Linked DNA regions of Homo sapiens: region 1 is linked to region 2. A link is a loop called in an ENCODE intact Hi-C map of the cell type or tissue named here. Cell type or tissue: IMR-90. All regions are shown on one strand.

Region 1 (8,000 bases), 110 kb before region 2:
GTAATTCCTGATATCCTTTCCGCAATGGATTGCAGAGAAAATAACTTTATATAATTTTAAATCTCTCAACTGGTGAGCTGTAGCGTATTCTGATGTAAAAGGAAATAATATGTCATCAAGTCCAACCTTTTCATTACTTGTATGAGACAACTGAAAACTGAAAAGAAGACGTGATATGGTCAAAATCACACAGATAGGTAATAGAGGAATTGGGCAAAAGATTCCCATTTTCTGATACCTAGCTGCCTCGTAGGGCAAAGATTGTGATTCTAGGAGATGATTCACTGTATCACCTCTTCACTCACTATGGGAAATTACTGCTGGGGCTTCACTTCCTAAAATACAATTTGTGTTTCAAGATGCATTATCTGGTTACCTACTTCTCTCCTTACTTCTTCTTAAGCAATGAGGAAGTCCTTTTTAGCATTCCTAAGTGGTAAGTGAATAAACACTAAATGTAAATAGATAAGGCTATTAAAAAATTAAAATATGAGTCCAAAAACAGAATGTTATTCCAAGTTAAAGGCAGGCAAAAATGGTCTCATTTGCCTTTAACCCTGCACTTAACAGATCAAGTGCTCATTAAATATCTGCTGGAATGAATTGAAGAAAAACATTCCTGTATTTTCAGTGGATTGTAGGGTTTAATGGTAAGGGATTTTCCCCAAGGCTTCCAGTTTGATCAACTTCAACACAGTTTTAACATCCTGAGCCTCATCTCTCATAATTAGCAGAAACTGTTAGAAGCAACAGACTGGGCCAGTCTGGCTGAGCTGCATTATATCGTATCTTAGGATGGAGTGCTGATGTAATAGATACAAAGAAATATATTTCATGTAAAATGCACATAGGGGCTTTATTGGCATGCCCTGATTCTCCCCGCCAAAAAGCAGAAAGAAATTGACAAAAACAGAAATAAAAAGCATAAAGAGACAGATTGGCTACTTGATGAGCATATCAGACTCCAACTCAACTATGCTGGCACATCTAACGAAAGAATGTGCCATTTAAGAGGTCATCCAAGAGGCCAAATGCGGTGACTCATGCCTGTAATCCCAGCACTTTGGGAGGCCAAGGCAGGCGGATCACCTGAGGTCAGGAGTTCGAGACCAGCCTGGCCAACGTGGTGAAACCCCATTTCTACTAAAAATACAAAACTGAGCCAGGCGAGGGGGCACACAACTGTAATCCCAGCTACTCAGGATGCTGAGGCAGGAGAATCACTTGAACCCGAGAGGTAGAGGTTGCAGTGAGCCAAGATCACTCCACTTCACTCCATCCAGCCTAGGTGACAGAGTGAGACTTTGTCTCAAAAAAAAAAAAAAAAGAGGTCATTCATGGATGCATAGAAGGAATGAGAGCCATAAAAAAGTACGAAGAGTTCATTCAAGCACTGAATAAAGGAGTCTTAGCCAATGAACTCTCCTCATATTTAGTGAGTGGTTGGTCTGTTCCAGGGATTGGAGATATGATAGATACAAAACAGGGTCCTTATCCTCAAGGTACTTACAAGACTTTGTGGGGAGGACTTTCACTGTCTCTAGTACCACTGACAAAATTATACCTGTTGGGCTGACTTAGCCTGCTGCCATTAAAGAATCCTTTTTATCTAACTCTCCTTTTTCTGAGTTTAAATGCATTAATTATCCTTTTCATTATGTTCCTTCTTGTTGCATAGATCTTCTTAGAGGAAGAGAAGATTTAGCTATTCCTATGCATGTGATACTATTTCTCATGCTAAATTTAAAAATTTGTATTTCTAATTTAGACATCAATCTCATGAAGTTGGTTAATGTGTGAGTCTATCATTGAGAGATAGAACCTCTCTTGCTGAGTTGATAGAATCAGCTTTCTAAGTCTCTTCACTGAACTTGTGAAAGACATTCTGTGAGAACTCCAAGGAAAGAGACTTGCTCATAAATAACTACTATAATATCTTCAAATTCCCAGACATAGCATATAGAATAATGAATTGGCAAGGGTTTACAGTTAGATAAATGGGTCAATTCTCTACCCATGCCATTTGTCACATTTATAAGAGATCATGGGTGTTGAGCCACTTCATTCATCCTCTCTCACTAAGATCTTATCGTACATCAGTATTTTATCCTAAAGAAACACTTTAATATTCTATTATTACAAGAGCCACAGCAGTACTTGAGCTCAACGTAAAAGATGAAGTCAAACATCATTTTGTAGTGACATGATTAGTATCAACACAATTTCTGCTTTTTAAGAGCAAAATCAAAACACAGAACATTTCCACACTGAAAAACTATATTTGGGGTTTTGGAAAGATTTTTGGAGTTCACTGCATTTCAACACATCATGTGAATACTTTATGTAATTTTGAAACTATAGCCTTTTAGTTTTAACACCATTAACCTGAAGGTATTCTTAACCTTCAGTTATGGAAAACTGTGTAAGGCAAAACTTTTGAAATTGCGATCATGTTTGTGATTTGTAGAAGTTAGAATTTCTTGGCTCTAGTGTGGAATTTGGCAGTCTGGATTATTGTCTTCTTCATCAGAAGATCCTGTTATTAAACTGTCTTATCCCTGAGTTCTCCTCTGTAAAGTAGAACAGCAGCCATCTCCTATGGTTGTGCAAGGCCTTAACAAAATAATCTCAGTAAAAGTGGCTCTTATATACATAACCATACCTAACATGCATCGAGTGCTTATTGTGCTCTTACATACCAAATCTTCAAATATTAGCAGATATTACTAAATTATCTATTTTGTGAGCCACCCCATTAGTTGATATTTAAATAGATTCAGAATAGGTACGCTTTGGTAGCAAGTGTTTACACTCAAAGCCAACCAAATTCTACCCTTATTTTTGCCATTTTCCAGTGACTTAATTATCACAATTAATTCTTATGATTTAGAGGGTACATTTACAGACCAGACTCATTGTTGTAACTCTAGATAGCAAAACTATGTCATTCTAGTTTATTTCCTAAGTAAGAAAACAATGTTCAATAACAATTCTTCAATGGATCCTCTCTTAAAACTAATTGAATCCAGGCCTCTATTATCAATCATCTGGGTTGGACAATCATTTACTGTCTCTGCCTCCAATCTCCCTCATTCAGCCCTTTGACAATGTACTCTTTAATCTTTAGACAGTGTAGGTTTCACTCTTAGTTCCCATCTCTCACAGGATAAAGTCTGAACTTTCCAATATCATTTATTGAAGAGACTATCCTTTCTCCATTATGTAATCTTGGCATCTTTGTTAAAAAATAGTTGACCACACATCATACAGATGAGTTTATTCCTGGGCTCACTATTCTGTTCCATGTGGCTTATGTGTCTGTGTTTATGCAAGTATCATACTGTTTTGATTACAATATCTTTACAATATAATTTGAAATCAGGGAGTGTGCTGCCTCCAACTTTGTTCTGCTTGCTCAAGATTGTTTTAGTTATTTGAGGTCTTTTGTGATTCCTATTATTTTTGTGTTTTCCTATTCCTATAAAAAATACCATTGAAATTTTGGTAGGGATTGAATTTAATCTGTAAATTACTCTGGGTAATATGGACATTTTGACAATATTAATTCTTCCAATTTATGAACATAGGCTATTTTCTATTTAATTATGTCTTCTTCAATTTCATTCGCCAATGTTTTATAGTTTTCAGTGTATAGATATTGCACTTTCTTGGTTAAATTTATTTCTAGTTATATTTTTGATGCTAGGGAACTGTTTTTCTGATTCCTATTTTGGGAAGTTTGCTATAGTGTAGAGAAACTCATCTGATTTTTGTATGTTGACTTTGCATCCTATAACTTTATGAAATTCATTTATTAGTTCTAGCAGTTTTTTTGATGAAGTCTTCAGGGCTTTCTACGTATAAGTTAATACACTCCTCAAACAGAGACAGTTCTACTTCTTCCTTTCTGATTTGGATGACTTTTATGTTTTTTCTTCCTTAATTGCTCTGGCTAGAAAACCATATATTTGATAAGGGGTTAATATCCAAAATATTTAAGAACTCATAAAACTTGGTAAGAAAAAATCTGAATAAAAATGGGCAAAGATATGAATATTTTCCCAAAGACATACAAATGGCTAACAGGGACATGAAAACATACTCAAAGTCATTAATCATCAGGGATATCCAAACCAAAAGCACAATGAGTTATCTCACATCTGTTAGGATGGCTACTATCAAAAAGACAAAAAATATATATATGCATTGGCAAGGATGTACAGAAAAGAGAACCCTTGCATATTGCTGATGGGAAAGTAAATTGGTATGATCATTATTAAAAACAGCATGGGAATTCCTAAAAAATATATAAATAGAACTATCATATGATCCAATAAACTCACTTGTGTGTATACATCCAAAGGAAAAATCACTATCTTGAAGAGATGCTTACCCTCCCATGTTCTTTGCAGCATTATTCATAATAGTCACAAAATGAAAATGACTTGAGCATCCATCAACCAATGAGTGGTTAAAGAAAATGTGATTGATACACACAGTACAATACTGTTCAGCCTTAAAAACAAGGTAAATCCTGCTGCCATTTGTGACAACCTGGATAAATCTGAAGGATATTGTGTTAAGTGAAATAAGCCAGACACAGAAAGACAAATACTGCATGATTCTACTTATATGTGGAATCTAAAAAAAAAAAATCAGACTCAAAGTAACAGAGAGTAGAATGGTGGTTACAAGGGGGTGGTAGGTAGGGTATAAGGAGAGATATTGGTGAAAGAGTACAAATAATCCCATACAAAATGAATAGGTATTGGAGACTTAATGGACAACATGGTAACTGTAATTAATAATAATGCTTTCTGTCCTTGGAATTTGCTAAGAGAGATTTCAAGTGTACCCACCACACAAACAGAAAAAATGGTAACTATGTGAGGTAATGGCTATGTTAATTAGATTGATTGTGGTGATTATTTCTCAACATATACATACATCAAATCATTACATTGCACACTTTAAATATCTACCATATTTAATTGTCAATCATCTCAATGAAGCTAGGGGAAAAAGTAATGTAACTGAAAAAAATCCGTAGTCTTACTAATATGAATTATAAAGCACTGAATGGAATGCACCTTATGCCTCCTGTATAACTGCTGAAGGAAATAGCTGACAGGTCCCTTCTTCCACAAGACTTCTCTTCCCTCTCTTCCCTCTTTACCCAGTTCTATGTTAAGTCCTCTGCTATGTTCTCTACCAAAATCTTATGATTTTCCTTTCATACTACTTGCCATTATTTATTGTTGTCACTTAGTTTATCTGAATGTACAGCTAGACTGTCAGCTCTTGAGAACAATGCACAGTGTCTGTTCTGTTCATCTGTGTTCACCAACGCCTAGCATACTGCCTAGGCTGGAGTAGACACTATAATAATTGTTAGATGATGGAATAAAAGATGGAGAGAAGACCAGAAAACTGTACCCAAAATGATGGTATTGGTAATTATAATACTAGTAGAATAGACAGTTTAATATAATGCAATGTCTATATTATAGTTAATTTTGACTCATAAATCTTAATCTTAAATTTTGTATTTACTTTATGCCCTGCCTAAATACCTAAAGTGCTTACCAACCAATGCAGCTTACATCTAAATTTTATTATCAGGTTTAGTCTTTATAGACTAAGTTTCACAAGACAGAAAATGTTTAAACAGCTATACTGATTAGTATAGCCTCGAACATCACATCCTTAACGTTCAACTGGAATAAACCTCACCAATACAGTGACCCTCCTATAGATTTGGCCTTTTGTTTATGTTTCATTAATTTTATATTTTTGACTAAACTGGCTTTTTCCCTAAGCACTCTTTGCTCTTTATTGTGTGTAACTATAGGGATCATGAACCATCTTATCACAGATTCAATGATCATGGAATTGCAATTTCTGAAGATTTTCAGGAATTGTGGGCTAAGATTTTCAGGACGTATAAAAAGGTGATAATAGAAAAGATACCCAAATACTTAATTGAAAAAAAGTAGATGTCACGGCCTGTGCTGCATTTTTATGCATATTTTCAGGAAGCTAAAATGAACAGCATTTTTACAAATTCCAGAGTAAATTACACATTAGTAGCGAAATCTAAAATTCCAATTGTGGAGTCTACATTCAAGAAGGAATAAATTGTTAATGGCATTGACTTAATGGAGATACCTACCACTTCAGCAGACTATGATCCTAGTACCCTAAAATGTTATGAACCAACAAACTAGCCATTTAAGTAACAAACTCCTTCAGCTATTAAGACTCAGATAGCTTTACTACCTTAAATCAGATTTCCCACAGACATTCGGAGGTACTTAGATTTATTTCAGGAGACTTTACCCTTATGGATATAATGTTTTGTGGTTAGAATTGGAGAAGATGCACAGGCTGTCTTTATCAGCATAATATTTACATATAACCATAGCAGCCAACATTTACTAAGTACTCACTGTGTACTAGCTGCTTTAATGACAGTATCTCTCTTTACCTCACACACACAAAATCAAAAAATGATGTTGACAACTACTTCCAGAGAAAAAGCAGAAAAAATAAAGAAATAGAAAACAAAAAAAGGTGAGAAATCAAGTACAAATTATGTACAACTTTAAAATTCTCTTTTAAATCTGAATCTTTTAAAATTTAAGAGAAATGTCTTCACAGCTTTTAAGATGAAAGATACAGGCTTTTTTTTTACCATATGAAACTTCAAGCACTGTGAATCATTAACTCATCATTATTTGTTAAATGGATGTGATGTCAGTCAACAAATTCTCAAGGAAGACAAGAAGGCAGAGGGAAAAGAAGAAAGAGGAGGCAAATAAAAGCATGCTTAAGCCATGAGGGACAAAGCTAGATTTCCACAGTTCTGAGACAGATGGCTTAGAGAAGATGAGAGAAGAAAGAAAATCAGAAAACAAAACAAAACAAATATGGATTGAAAGAGAAGTACTGTCAAGGGCTTTGTAAACAAATTAAGCTCAAAGTTAGTTAAAAAATAAACGAATAGTCATCTATCCAGTGTCTGTAAGAAATAGGGAGCTGAGACAATTTTCTTATGGGGCTGGTTAAGTGAGTGCAGTGAGTAAGATAATGATCCTAATTCCAACTAATTTTCTTAAGAGCTAACACTTCACCTGGAACCATGTTAAATGCTTTTCATGTATTACTTAATCTTTATAAAAATTCTACGAGTTAGGAGTTAGAATTATCCCCATTTTATAAATGAGGAAACTGAGGTACAGAGAGGTTACATAGCTGCCCCAAATCACATAGTGGAATAGTGGGTAAGAGATAAAGATGGGATCCAACTCAAGCCTGTCTGATGATAAAGTCTGTGTCCTTAATTGCTATGCTAAACTGCTTCTCATTGCTATTAATGAATATGCAATTGAAGCAGAGTGGTGTCATGATTTAATATTTTATATGAGTAATAGACTAATGTAATTTTAATAGCACTTTGTAATTTATAAAATGTATTCACACACACAGTGTTTCACTTGGGTTTTAGAATCCCTATGTGGTAGCTAAGGATTACCTTTTTCTAAGTATATCAGTAAAGAAATTTATGTTCAAGGAAGTGACATTCAAGGTCACAAAATAAATGTCAGTATGGTAGAAGGGAAAAAGCTGGATCTATGTATCTGAGAACTGTGGCCCTGCCACTCAATAAATAAATGTTTTGGGACCAAAAAATTTCCTTTCTGACTAGTGTCTACACCTGAAAAATGGAGACAGAATTCTAACTTCTCAGAGTCTTTGTGAGAATAAAACCACCTAACCTACATGAGTACCTTTGGTACGTGTAGGCATGCAACAAGTGCAAATTTCCTTTGCCTTCCTGTGATACTGGGTATCTCAGAAACAGCCCTGGAATAGGGGTCAGAAGATCTGTTTTCTTTTCCTACTCATGCCCTTAGCTAGCTATGGCATGGAACTGTTACTTTACATTCATTTGTAACTATAGGTCAATACACTGGCTCTCAAGAAAAAAATAAAAAATA
Region 2 (8,000 bases):
TGACAGCCTGTATGATTGTCTTTCAAAATCTGCAACAATCTAGCTTAATTCAACCTTTCTAAGCTTCTCTTCTACTATTCTTCAGCATAAACATTGCCTTTTATTAGTCTTATCTACTCATTGTGTCTCGTAATTCTTCATTTATTTGCCATTGTTTGTGCTACTATTTTATGTCAACTGTAACCTGTATTAGTTTGTTTCTGCAGCTTCCAACAAAAGAATCTTAACTCTTACCAGCCTACCCATAAAAGCAATTTAATGCAGGATCATGGAGTATCCCTGAAAACTCAAGGCTTTCAGAAAGAAAGTGACCAGATAAGCAGAGGAAGTCTGGGTGTCTGGAAGTTCTGAAGTCTGTTTTGGGAATGCACCATGAGCTTTTGATTTACCTCCCACTCTGATGGAGGAAGGGCAGTTTACCACAGTAAAAATCTATATGCTATTATAGAAAAACAGCAAAACAGCAATTGATATTGTTCAGGTGAAAATAATATATGTCCATCTCATTGCTAATATCTCAAGATTCAACATCTCTGTGCCTTCTGTGACAATTTCTCTGGTCTTTTGAGATCACGGTTGTAGCAATACCTGTATTCCTACATTACTCATTGTCAGATAACACAGTGGAGAAAAGTTTACACTCGAATTATAAGCCTCTGCCACTTATTTTTAAGTAGCTACTTACGACTTACATCTTGCTATTTCATTGTGATCTTGCCTCTCCAATTGTGAAGATAAAGAAAAACACAAACCAGTTTGTTTAATACCAGTTACATAATGTGCCCCATATGAGCAGCTATATAACTATATTTATTCCTCACAACAATTTCATGAGATACTGTTATCACCCCTTTCTCTCAGATGAAGAAAGTGAGGCTGAGAAGGGTGACATAACTTGCCAAGATCCCATACGCTGACACGTATATGCCTACATCATTCATTTGGCATGTAATCATGTAGTATCAATCAAAAAATCACTCTAGTTCACATGATATTGTGTGTGTGTGTGTGTGTGTGTGTGTGTGTATGAGTGTGTTGGCTAAACTAGTTAAACTGTGACATCTTTCACTAGGATACCTTATATATATATTTGTATCACCCACCATACTTAGCATATAACAATATACACACCGCAAGCCCTCAAGAAATGATGTGAATTAATTATATCTGATTCACATGAGCTACAAAGTCACCACCATAACCATCATTTTGGAGTATTATTCTTACTACATAACAAAAAGCTCTGTGCTGGCCACCCCATAAGGGAGAAAATTTCCTCACTCTTAAGCTTGTTTTTCTTCTGGAGCTGCAGGTCCAGTAACACTTGTTGAGGAGTAAGTCAGGAAAAGAAACAAAACACTAAATGGGATGACACCTTCCACAACCACACTCTTGGCTTTTATGGGTATCTCTAATAACCATCAATGTAGTTATGAATTTAAACAATATTTCTAGTCTTAAGCAATATGGAAGCCACTGGAATATAAGTTTGATGAGAACTTGGACTTAAACACTAAATAATATTTAGCACATGATACATATGCAATAAATATTCACTGGATTAAGATCTCAATATATTTTCCAACTTGGAAAAATTTCTATTCCCAGTCATACAAACTCAATCATTGGTTTTAAAAAATTACCTCCTCATGTTTATGCTATGTCATAGTACTGGATGGAGCACTGCCTAGATCCTGAATATCTGGGTCCTGTTTTCTCCACTGCCGCTAATTAACTGTAATATTGGACAAGTTATTTCAGCAGTTGGCCTTTTCAGAGTCTTAATGGATGAAAAGAAAGCTCATTTCCAGCTAGAAGTCTCCAGGAACTGTCTATAAATTATTTTGAGGGACTTTACAAATCAGACACGAATACAGATGATGATCCATCTTTATTTCCATAGTATAAAGCACAGTGTCAGGAACATAGTAATACAGTTCAGTAAATGTGGGATGAAAGAATAAATGAATAAGTGGTCGGGACATACAATCATTAAATACCTTTATAATTCTAAGAATATGTAATGATATAGCCATGCAAGCAATCAAGTACATGTCTCAAAACCTATCCTTTGATGCCACTATTCATCAATCTCAAATATCGAACTACATAGGAACAATGCCTTTGTAGTTTGTTATTTGCGCAGTCAATAGAAAATACTGTTATGTTGTGGTCTTCATTCTTATGGTGATCTTGAAGAATTTAAATTGTAAGTCCCTACAATCTAGGTTTAATATCCAAATAGTTAAAGATTTGCAAAAAGAGGATACAGATATAACATAATTGAACAAATGATACAGAAAATGCCACAGCAAATAGAGGCACTAATGAAAAGTACATGTGGATTTGCATTCCAAATTATAGAGTATAGTTTCCCCACATGGCTTCTATAAAACACTAATTCTGGGATATTCTTAATTTAAAAAGTTTTATGATTAAAATCTTTGGGATATGATGCATCCTTTCAAATCTGACAGAGTCTCAAGGCATGTAAGTATATCAAAGCTTTAATAATTCTTACTTTGTTAAAACCTGTATTTCTCAAACTTGCTTGCCTATGAAAATTCAATTTTTGTAGAAAATTAAAACCTTTACAATCAGCCTTACCTAGAATTCACTTTGGGAAACACTGTTATGTCACAAGAGGCATACAGAAACAGGGTACCTCCCTGTCCATGCCCAACTGCATTAACTCCAATCAGGTTTAAACTGCAGTCTTTTTAATTGAAAAAAAAAAAAAAAAAAAGGAACCTCTGCTACTCCACTGCGTTTTCATGAACACACTGAGTACTCTCCATTGTGCCTTGATTCTGACACCCCTGTGAGACCCTACATGAAGCAGTCAGTTGATCTACATCTTCAAAACCTGGGAGCTGTCACCTTATTTGGAACCAATAACTTTTCTCTAAATGAAATGCTTTAGAAGAGACTTTGACTGTCTCTTCCAGTATGAATGCTTCTCTATGGCCTTAGTTTCTTTGATCATTGAGGGTCAAGAAATCTCAGTGCTAAAAACAAACTATAACAACTGCAAGGCTTATCATTAGCCTAACACCTCTTTCAATAATCTCACAGGCCGTAGTGAAGCTCAGACCCATTTAATCAGAGGCCATATAAGCAACATCAGAATCATGGCCAAATTTAAAATTGTAAAACAGTCTGGCTTCTATTCATTCACTGAGTAAGTATTTATGTAAAGCCTACTATTACATACTGTGAATTACACTGAGAACATTGCTAAATTCTGATGAGTCAAAGAATAATAATCCAGTTTAAGGAAACCATCCAGGAGGAGTTAAGTGGTGAGTGGGGCCACAATCAATGGAGAGATCACTTTAACGGCAAAGGCCAAGAAAGAACCCCCTGTGGGTTATCTTCCCTCCAACAAAGAGGCAACCAGAGTATTAGAAATGTTTTCAATGAGAGTTCTGGGAATGACTTAATCTAAACCTGAATACTCATTCGCAATTCAACAACAACAACAACGTGAAACTCTTTTGCTGAGCAGACCAGAAAGCTGTTTTGGAAGTCAGGACCACTCAGGGAGCTGCTCAGATGGCTGCTCTCCTGTGGCCTCATTAGCTGACTCACAAGGTACACACTGGAGCTGTGCCCTAGATTCCCACACACCAACTCTGACATTTATAAAGCACTTTCAGTCCTGACAAGATCAAAAACTCAGCATTCTTTCAAATGTCATAATAACTCCAAAATATCCCTGGCTCGAGCTGAGAAAACTGAAAGTGATAAAGCACTTATTAGATTAAAAAAAAAAAAACTAGGGAATTATGGGCTTGTCCTCTTCCCTCCTGCAGCATGAGGCATTCATTCGATTTTAATTTGATTTTAGTAACACATTTTCCCCTTAGGAAACACTCATTGCTTTACCTCCTAGACTGGACTCATTTGCAATGTCCATGGTCCTATGATGTTGGCAAATTTGCCATAAACTGGTTTCTCTGTTAAACCGTGGGCCTCCAACCAAAACCTCCTATGGTTACACTTTAATGTCAACGTAAGACATCTTGACATTGTGTTATGATGGCAGCTTTGCTCATTGCTACAGTGGGAGTGAAGAAAGATGTCAGCATGTTTACTGAAAGCATGTTCTGGGCTACAGCTTGCACAAAGATGATACTTTCTGTTCCTCAGTTTTTCAAAATATCAAACATACTGTTTTAAAAATAACAGTGATATATGTCATTGTGTACTTGAGTGTCATGCTCCATTATACCATTTTATTTACTTTTTTATTGTGTTAAAAACCTACATAGCATTAAATTTACTGTTTTATGTACACAGTTCAGTAGCGTTAAATGTATTCACATTGTTGTGCAACAGATCTTTGGAACTTTTTATTTTGCAAAGTTGAAACTCTACGCCCATCAATCAATAATTCCTTCTCCCTGCCTCAGCCCTCAGCAATCATCTTTCTACTTTCTATGATTCTGACTATTTTAGATATTTCATGTCTAAATGGAATCATGCAGTACTTTTTTGTCCTTTTGTGATTGGCTTATTTTGCTTAGCATAATGTCCTCGACGTTCATCCATATTACAACACATGTAAGAGGATGTCCTTCCTGTTTTAAAGCTGCATAATATTCCACTGTATGTCTCTACTGCATTTTGCTTATCTATTCATCTGTCGATGGACATCTGGGTTGCTTTCACGTATCAGCTATTGTGAATAAAACTACAAAGAACATAGGTGTGTGAATATGTCTTTGAGATTCTGCTTTGAATTCTTTGCGATATATACTCAGAAGTGGGATTGCTGAATCATAACATGGTAATTAAATATTTGGCTTTTTGAGGAGCCTCCATACTAGTTTGCATAATGGGTTCCAATTTCTCTTGTTGCCTGTGCTTTGGGTTTCATATTTAAGAAATCATTGCCAATTCCAATGTCCTGAACATTTTCTGCCATGTTTTCTTCTGAGAGGTTTATAGTTTTACATTTTTAATGTAGGTCTTCAATTGATTTTGAGTTAATTTTTAAATGCTATAAGGTAATGGTGACTTCATTCTTTTCCATGTGTATATCCAGTTTTCCCAGCATCATCTATCGAAGAGACTGTGCTTTCCCCTTCGTGTAGTCTTGGCACACTTGTCAAAAATTATTTGCCCATATATGCAAAGGTTCATATCCAGTCTCTCTATTCTGTTCCATTTGTCTATGTATCTGTCTTTATGCCAGTACCACAACATCTTGATTACTGCTGTTTTGCAGTATGTATTGAAGCAAGGAAGAGAAGGTCCTCTACCTCTGTTCTTTTTCTAGATTGTTTTGGCTATTCAGGGTCCCTTGAGATTTCATATATATTTTATGATGTTTTCTCTCTTTCTGCAAAAAATTCCACTGGAATTGTGATAGAGATTGGACTGAGTCCACGGATCACTTTGTGTAGTATGAGCATTTTAACAATATTAAGTCTTCCAAGCTATAAGTATGAGAAATATATTTATTTGTGTCTTTGATTTCTTCTACATCACACTATGTTAACAGGGCCTTTAGTAGATTCCTAGAACATTAAAAGTAAAAGAAAATTTGTAGGTGATATACTCCTAACCTGAGGCCCAGTGACCTAAAGTCCATGAGGCCCTAAGAGTGGACACAACTTTTTAAATATACAGCTTCTCTGGGTGGGTGGCAAGATCTACAGAATTTATTAGTTGATGAGTCATTTATTTATTCAGCAATAAAGCACCAAATACATGTCTGACACTGGAAATGCTGCAGCAAAATTGAGAGAAAAGCCTGCCTCCGTGAAGTTTATAGATTTTTGGTGAGTGAATGATCTATAAACACTCAAAATTATTGCTAATCTAATGCCATTATTTTAAAAAGGAAGGAATCAAGGCAAGAAGAAGTAGTTTGCCAAAGCAGAGAAAGCCAAAAGATGGAAGTCTGACTTGGAGTAGGGAGTCTCCAAACGCCTATCTCAGTGTCCCTTTTTCCTTCTTCTGTACTGCTTCTACTACCATTACTAACAATGGAGTTTGAGGTTGGTGAGACAGCAACCTGCCTTTTAAGTCCCATTTCCTGAGAGGCAAGTATGTGTAGGGCACTATGTAAAGGGCCTTGCATGCCTGATTGAATTTATTATTTCCCAATTCTGTGAAGAAGACATTATTTTTGTTCTTTAGTTGAAAATTGTCAGATGCCTGATTTGGGGCCAATAGCCAAAGCAAATAAGTCAATGACCTCTTTGGGCATCAACTTGCTGCTGTTATGTAGAAGTGATTAGACTAGCTGAGGAAAAGCAAGATAGCTTTATTTGAACTCTTGATTCACTGAAATGGCTCTAAAGCTAAGTGTTGAGAAATCTTTAAAGACCATGTACAGACTCTACAGGCAGAAGGTTCAGATTCATGATGTTTTCTTCACTGAGGTGCGAAGGTATGTGTGTAGGTGTGTGTATCTACATGTGTTTAGGGCTAGAGTTTTGCATATATGACCTTATTTCTTCATGTCGAATAGATAATTATTCAAATACCATTGAGCTGGGTGTGTTGGCATGCACCTATATCCCAGCTACTTGGGAGGCTAAGGTGAGTGGATCACTTTAGCCCATGAGTTTGAATCCAACCAAGGCAACATAGCAAGATTCCATTTCTAAAATCAAATAATAATAATAATAAAATAAAAACCACCATTGGCTGGAAAGTCCTGACTCTAAACACATCTATTATACTAAATGTGTCTCAAGTCCCTGAAATTTGAAGCACAGGAGACAACTCTGCCACACTTCAAATAAAGAAGGATGTTGTGAGAGATTTCCTGGCACTGTCCATATCAATCCAAGTAAGAAATTCTGTAGCATTCAATTTAATAACCAACTAAGGGAAAAACTATTCTTTCACATGGAGGACCATGGTCCACACAGAGCCATTTTTAAGAGTGCTAGAGTAAAGGGCAAAGAGTGAGGATGTTGAAGTCAGGCTAAATACAAATCCCAGTCCAACTACTCGCTCACTAAGTTACCAACCACTCTATGCCTCAGATTCCTTCTCTACACAGCAGGGACTATAACAGTGCCTATTTCATAAGACTATTGGGATAATTAAGTGAATTAATAAAGGCAGAGTACCTAGCATGGTGTCTCTCAATCCAAGTGCTCGGTAAATTATTATTACTAAATGAAAGGAAAACACATTATTTTTATTTCCTATGTGAACATAACAATCATCGATACAGCATATTTGCAAGGCCAAGTTTTTACTTGGACTTGCTCCAAGAACTCCTAGACTTCTTATCTAGGTCTGCACCTGCCCTTACTGGAAAAGATCTTTTTTTAATGTCTCCTTTGTTTCTTCTAGACATACATAGTGTCCTAAGAAAGATAGAAAGAATAAACACAGTTCAGAGGCAGAAAAGAACAGATAGATGGCTCAACATTAGAAATATCTAACTGAATTTTAAAGTTCGCACTATATTTACAAAGGGAATAAGATGAAGAGGAGCAGAGAGGAACTTAGAAATGTTAGGAGGCTAAGAAGTGAGAGCCAACATATTTGGGGTTAGAAAACAGGATAACCCCGGCTTCCTCCCTCCTCTATGCTAATTACGTAAGTAGGTGAGGGGATACGTATGTTAATAAGCATAGTTTAATCATTCCATATGTACATAAATATCAAAACATCACATTGTACCCCATAAATATATACCATTATTTGTCAATTAAAACATATTTTTAATTGACAATAGGAAAAGGTAATAAATAGGACAAAATAATGAATCAAAGAGAAAGAATTTGGGAGAGATAAAAATCAGCATGCCCAAGTAAATAGGCAAAAAAATCACATGTAATTAAGATTTGTAAGCAAGAGAACAAATATAAGCCACAATTTCTGATGACTCTTGGCTTATTAATTGAACAATATGGTGCTTCATCCTCTTGCTTGGCTGTTAATTATTTTCTACTCTCCCTTTGTTATTAATCACTTTTACTTCTCTGGCTCTCTTTCAACCCTAATACTGTGAGCTATAAAGGCCA

Evidence for each region. A loop is a pair of places that touch in the nucleus more often than their neighbours do. Peaks named below come from ENCODE experiments on the same cell type or tissue, not always from the same donor. Only the 100,000 strongest peaks of a DNase experiment are listed, where the experiment ranks them.
Region 1: a loop joins it to region 2, with 2.0 times the contacts of the local background. A loop is called at or near these places in 2 of 110 quality-filtered maps.

The regions. Positions count from the first base shown.
Region 1 is chr5:156,311,921-156,319,920 of GRCh38, reverse strand. All of the region lies in intron 2 of LOC124901120 (a long non-coding RNA gene), which reads left to right. It also overlaps a transcript of SGCD not described here. Among named protein-coding and RNA genes, the nearest start is that of SGCD, 11 kb to the left of the region's middle. In IMR-90, no CTCF peak of the experiment used is centred here; no DNase peak of the experiment used is centred here.
Region 2 is chr5:156,197,500-156,205,499 of GRCh38, reverse strand. It overlaps a transcript of SGCD not described here. Among named protein-coding and RNA genes, the nearest start is that of SGCD, 130 kb to the left of the region's middle. RefSeq lists a silencer at 3,469-3,631. In IMR-90, no CTCF peak of the experiment used is centred here; DNase peaks (open chromatin) are centred at 3,239 and 3,569; H3K4me3 peaks cover 419 bases; H3K27ac peaks cover 722 bases.